2 separate regions of the Homo sapiens genome follow, and region 2 is linked to region 1. A link is an interaction called in ENCODE POLR2A ChIA-PET data of the cell type or tissue named here. Cell type or tissue: PC-9. All regions are shown on one strand. Links, peaks and the distances in the headings refer to the core of each region. The heading gives the core; the rest is flanking DNA.

What was found. ChIA-PET counts read pairs that join two places held together with the same protein. Peaks named below come from ENCODE experiments on the same cell type or tissue, not always from the same donor. Only the 100,000 strongest peaks of a DNase experiment are listed, where the experiment ranks them.
Region 2: POLR2A ChIA-PET joins it to region 1 with 7 read pairs; 1 of 35 experiments calls an interaction of 5 or more read pairs at or near these places.

Annotation. Positions count from the first base shown.
Region 1 is chr3:141,640,903-141,643,818 of GRCh38, reverse strand. No RefSeq gene overlaps it. Among named protein-coding and RNA genes, the nearest start is that of RNF7, 96 kb to the left of the region's middle. In PC-9, for the core only: no CTCF peak of the experiment used is centred there; a DNase peak (open chromatin) is centred at 1,378.
Region 2 is chr3:141,939,033-141,941,948 of GRCh38, reverse strand. No RefSeq gene overlaps it. Among named protein-coding and RNA genes, the nearest start is that of ATP1B3, 64 kb to the right of the region's middle. In PC-9, for the core only: no CTCF peak of the experiment used is centred there; DNase peaks (open chromatin) are centred at 658, 1,468 and 2,008; H3K4me3 peaks cover 1,700 bases; H3K27ac peaks cover 2,500 bases.

The sequences.
Region 1 (2,916 bases), core at 270-2,769:
ACCCAGGAGTTTGAGTCCAGCCTGGGCAACATGGTGAAACCCTGTCTCTAGAAAAAAAAGTAAGAAAGAAAAAAGAAATTATAGTCCATTTATTTAGATAGGGAAACTACTAAAACTAAAAGGGATAGAATCTGGCTTCCAACCAGGTTGGTCAGACTCCAAACCCACATTCTTAGTTGCTACTACCTCTTTGGATTTAACAAAATCATTAACCACCATAGAAGAAAAAGCAACAGAAAGCCTTCCAAAATGTAGATTACTTAATAAAAAGCAGTCAATGCACCACAATACCCTCATTCTCCAATAACTAGGGTAGTTGAGGGATTTCTGACATTCTTATCCCAGTTGTCACTTTTGAGAGGTTAGCAGACTCCTCTGAGATTCTTTGCCTGATTCCTGCTGAGAGACCAAAACAGCTAAAAGTTAAAGCCAGTTTAAGTTTCCATGGATTCTGACTGCTTTACTGGGTCAATTGTAATAATATTATTAAAACACCTAAACCCCTCAGCCAAACCCAGGGTATATGAAGAAGGCTTATCAAACAAAAACAATGTTTGGAGAATCTGGATAATAGTAAGATGACTTTCTAACAATAGTGGAAGATACTTTTTTAAATTAAAGGGATTTTTTTTTTTTGAGATAGAGTCTTGCGTTGTCACCCAGGCTGGAGTGCAGTGGCACAATCTCCGTTCACTGCAACCTCCACCTCCCAGGTTCAAGCAATACTCCCACCTCAGCCTCCCGAGTAGTTGGGATTACAGGTGCTCACCACCACACTCATCTAATTTTTGTATTTTTAGTTGGCCATGTTGGCCAGGCTTCTCTTGAACTCCTGACCCTCAAATGTTCTGCCCACCTTGGCCTCTCAAAGTGCTGGGATTACAGGTGTGAGCCACCGCACCAGGCCTAAAATTAAATGGATTCCGGTTGCAGGTCTTTGGCTCAGGCTGTTTTCCCTGATGTTTCTGCAGGTCAGTTACTTATGGACTGATGTTTCTGCAGGTCAATTACTTATGTGGTTGTGCAGATGGCCAACCACAGTGGCCGGTTACTTTTCTCAGGGCACCTGCCTTCTAGAAATGTATCCTCTCTCCTCTCCCTTTTCCTCTTTCTGTCAGAGAATAGCAGGGGTTGTGGAGGAAAGCTGAATTCTAAATTAGTCATTTCGATAATTAATAAGGCTAGCTAGAGGTTTGATGAGAAAAAAATTGCTGCTTTTTTTTGTAAGTGTAATGTGGTTAGATATAAAGTATCCAAAATTTAGACAGATCTCAAAATCCAAAATTTTATTTTTCCCTCAAAGCCATGCTTAAGTTTACTCAGAATAACCACAGCATTTTTCTGAGGCTCTGCAAATACCTTCTCGAGCTTCCTCTATTTGCTTGGTAAGGACGGTGTGCAATCACACATCCTGCAGACTGACTGGCTGGGTCACTCCATCACCTTGACCATAGATGACTCTGCTGATCATGGTTACATGACTGTTTCATGCCCATACCACAATCTCATTTATTTCAGAAATTCAATTTTCAGTTTATATGTGTTCATACTGGCAAAATGGCTTGAAAAACACAAAAGACCCAACCATTTTGCCTTCAGCCTAACAGCAGAAATAAAAACATGGCATGGATATATCTGTGAGAGCAAGGCATTGAAGTTCTTGCAATCCCTCACGATGCTGTCTTATGCCGGCCTCCTCTCTCTTATGCTTTGTAAATCTAGTGCTGCTGATGTCGAATGACCCAGAAAACTCCTATTCATTATTTAAGACCCAACTCAAAGTTTCCCCTCTTTCATAGGGTCTTTCTAATTTTCTCAGGCAGAATTAGCATGTCTCTCCTCTTGGGTCCCATGGCATCTTATACCCACCTACATTATATTGGAATGATTTGGTTTTCTGTTTTCTTGACAATATTTCAAGCCCTTCCAGAATCAAAATAGTATCTTTATTTTATCTTATTTTTAGTAACAATTTTAAAATGATGGAATATTTCTCCTGTAATCCCAGCACTTTGGGAGGCTGAGGCGGGTGGATCACTTGAGCCCAGGAATTCGAGACCAGCCTAGTCAAGATGGTGAAACCCCATCTCTACTAAAAATACAAAAATTAGCCAGGCGTGGTGGTGCATGCCTATAATTCCAGCTACTCGGGAGGCTGAAGCACAAGAATTACTTGAACCCAGGAGGCAGAAGTTGCAGTGAGCTGAGATTGCATCACTACACTCCAGCCTGGGTGACAGAGCCAGGCTCTCTCTCAAATAAATAAATAAATGCATGATAGAATATTTCATATATACATAATAGAACACACATATATGTGTACAATAGAATATTATATTAAACACATATAAGGTATACAAAATAAAAATAGAAACATCTATGTAACCAATGTTGCCTATGTACTGAGACTGGGAGGCCCTCCTGGGTGCCCCTCTCTCTCTATACCACCCCTCCTATGGTAACCCCTATCCTGAATTTGGTGTTTATTATTCCCTTCTTTTTCTTTTTCTTTGGTTTTTTTGAGTTGGAGTCTGGCTCTGTCACCCAGGCTGGAGTGCAATGGCATGATCTTGGCTCACTGCAACCTCCACCTCCCAGGTTCAAGCGACTCTCCTGCCTCAGCCTCCTGAGTAGCTGGGATTACAGGTGCGTGCCACCACTCCCGGCTAATTTTTTTGTATTTTTAGTACAGGGTTTGCCATGTTGGCCCAGCTGGTCTGGAACTCCTGACCTGAGGTAATCCACCCACCTCAGCCTCCCAAATTGCCTACTGGGATTACAGGCGTGATCCACCATGCCCAGCCTATTCCCTTCTTTTTCTTTATAGAGTTACACCATATGTACACATCTTGTGTAAACGAGTTCCTGTTGCTCCCCAGTTGTTAGATTTTACAATTTTGCCACTCTAGTGAGTGG
Region 2 (2,916 bases), core at 160-2,659, 300 kb before region 1:
GAGTAGTGAGCCAAGCTGGTATTGTGCCTTCTCCGTTCCTCCCGGCCTAGAGGAGCCACTTACTAGTGCCGTTTGGTGAAGGTGTCCAAGGACTCATGGGAGTAACCACTGTATCTCTTGGGCTTAAGAAGGTGCTTTTGTTCTTGTAGCCACATGGGGGATGGCACAGCGACTGAATACACCGCTGACCAGGGGCGATACCTGCAAGCCCACAGAATTGTCTACGAAGAGACAAACTATTTTCAAAAATATTTAAAGAGATTTATTCCGAGCCAAATATGAGTGACCATGGCCCCTGACACAGCCCTCAGGAGGTCCAAGAACATGTGTGCAAGGTGGTCAGGGTGCAGCTTGGTTTTATACATTTTAGGGAGACATGAGACTTCAATCAAGTATGTTTAAAAAATACGTTGGTTCGGTCCAGAAAGGTGGGACAACTCGAAGGTGGGGGGCGCTTCCGGCTTATAGGTAGATTTACAAATTTTCTTGTTGACAATTGGTTGAGTTTATCTAAAAACCTGGAATCAATAGAAAGGAAATGTCTGGGTTAAGATAAGGGATTATGGAGAGAAAAGGTCGCAGGCTTCAGAGAATAGATGGTAAATGATTCTTATCAGTAAGGTCTGTGTTGATGTTAATGCCAGCGGGTATAATGAGGCACTTCCCGTTCCTGGCCGGAACCGGTCTCTGAGGTTACATTTTAAGAGCGCCCTGGCCAAGGAGAAAGTCCATTCAGATGGTTGGGGGGTGGGACTTAGAACTGTATTTTTGGTTGACGGAGTTAATTCCATGCCCAGCTTCTTGAGCCTCAGAGAGAAGACAGCTTCAACCCAGAGCCTTTTCCAGAAGAAAGAACCCGACTGGCAGTCAGCTTGCTTGCTTCTGTTCCTACTCCCAGAGCTATGGCTATGTTTTCTCCATTCCTTTTTTTTTGAGACAGAGTCTTGCTCTATTGCCCAGGCAGGAGGTGCAATGGCACCATCTTGGCTCACTGCAACCTCCACCTCCTGAGTTCAAGTGATTCTCTTGCCTCAGCCTCTCGAGTAGCTCGGACTACAGTCACATACCACCACGCCTGGATAATATTTTGTATTTTTAGTAGAGACGGGTTTTCACCATGTTGGTCAGGCTGGTCTCAAACTCCTGACCTTAAGTAATCCACCCACCTCAGCCTCTCAAAGTGCTGGGATTACAGGCGTGAGCTACCGCGTGCGGCCTCCATTCCTTCTCCTACGGGAGCTGCTTCTGTATTTCTGTGCATCTTCTCAGAGTGCTGGCACTTCTCACTGAAGCTTGCACCTGACGACACCGCCAGCTTCCCCAGTTTCTTGCCAGATGAAGGCTCCATCTGCCGGTCTTACTGTGGACGGCTGCCAAATGCCCGGGGGCTCCCTGATCACTGCCAGCTCAGCCTTCTCTCTGAGAGGCCTTTCCAGCCTCTTGCTGAAACTTGCTTTCAGGAGAGCATCTCAGTGGAAAATGCACAGTGGTGAAGGAAGTCCTGTAGTTGGGGAGGGTGTGGGTGGTGGGGGCACAACCAATCCGGTTAGTGTAGAGCAGCATTTGTCATATCCACTTTCTCACTTTCATCCAAATTGCTTCAGGACATTTTTGCCACTGGGGCACAGTGATTCATCCAACCATTTCCTTATTGCCTTCTTATCTCCCGCCTTGGCTAAGGGGCCTAAAGTACTGTGACACATTATGCTAAGGTCAGGAGATTTGTTTTCTTCTTTCATGCCCTACCTACCACTTGGTCATGGCTCTCAAAAGCCGAAACTCAATCATGAGAAGTTTGTGCACTAAAATCCAAAAATGACAATACCGAAAAGGTCCCATCTCCACAGGAAGGACTTTCTGGTTCTGCTAATACATCATAGATTTGCTTTCAAACCTCCAGCAAAGGTTTTCCTCAGTCTGAGTACAACAAAAAGTAATTTTACAGGATGATTTTTTTCCTTGCAGAGACAAGGTCTTGCTCTGTCACAGGCTGGAATGCAGTGACACCATCACAGCTCACTGTAACTTCGAATTCCTGGGCTCAAGTGGTCCTCCCACCTCAGTCTCCACAGTAGCCGTGGTGTGCACCACCACACCTGGCTTGTTTTTTTATTTTGTGTAGAGACAGGGTCTCACTATGTTGCCCATGCTGGCCTCCAGAGATCCTCCCGCTTCAGCCTCCCAGAGTGCTGGAATTATGGGCATGATGTATTTTTAAAACTTTAAAACATCTACAGGATTTATTTTAAAAATTTTAAAACATCTAGGTTTTGTCTGCTTTTTTTTTTTTTTTTTTTTTTTTTTTGAGACGGAGTCTGGCTCTGTCGCCAGGCTGGAGTGCAGTGGCAAGATCCCAGCTCACTGCAACCCCCGCCTCCCAGGTTCAAGAGATTCTCCTGCCTCAGCCTCCTGAGTAGCTGAGACTACAGGCATGCACCACCACACCCAGCTAATTTTTGTATTTTTAGTACAGACGGGGTTCCACCATGTTGGCCTGGATGGTCTCGATCTCTTGACCTCGTGATCCGCCTTCCTCGGCCTCCCAAAGTGCTGGGATTACAGGCATAAGCCACCGTGCCTGGCTCACTGCAGCCTCCGCCTCCCAGGTTCAAGCAATTCTCCTGCCTCAGCCTCCCAAGTAGCTAGGACTACAGGCATGTGCCAACACACCTGGCTAATTTTTGTATTTTTAGTAGAGACTCTTTTGCCATGGTAGTCAGGCTGGTCTCGAGCTCCTGACCTCAAGTGATCTGCCCACCTCGGCCTCCCAAAGTACTGGGATTACAGGAGTGAGCCACCGTGCCTGGCCATGTCTGCTTTTTGTGACAGGTCACTGGAGTAGCGACAAGGCCATTTTGACAATAGAACAGTGGTGGCTCTTCTGCATGAAAGACTCTGGCCCATCTTACGATCAGC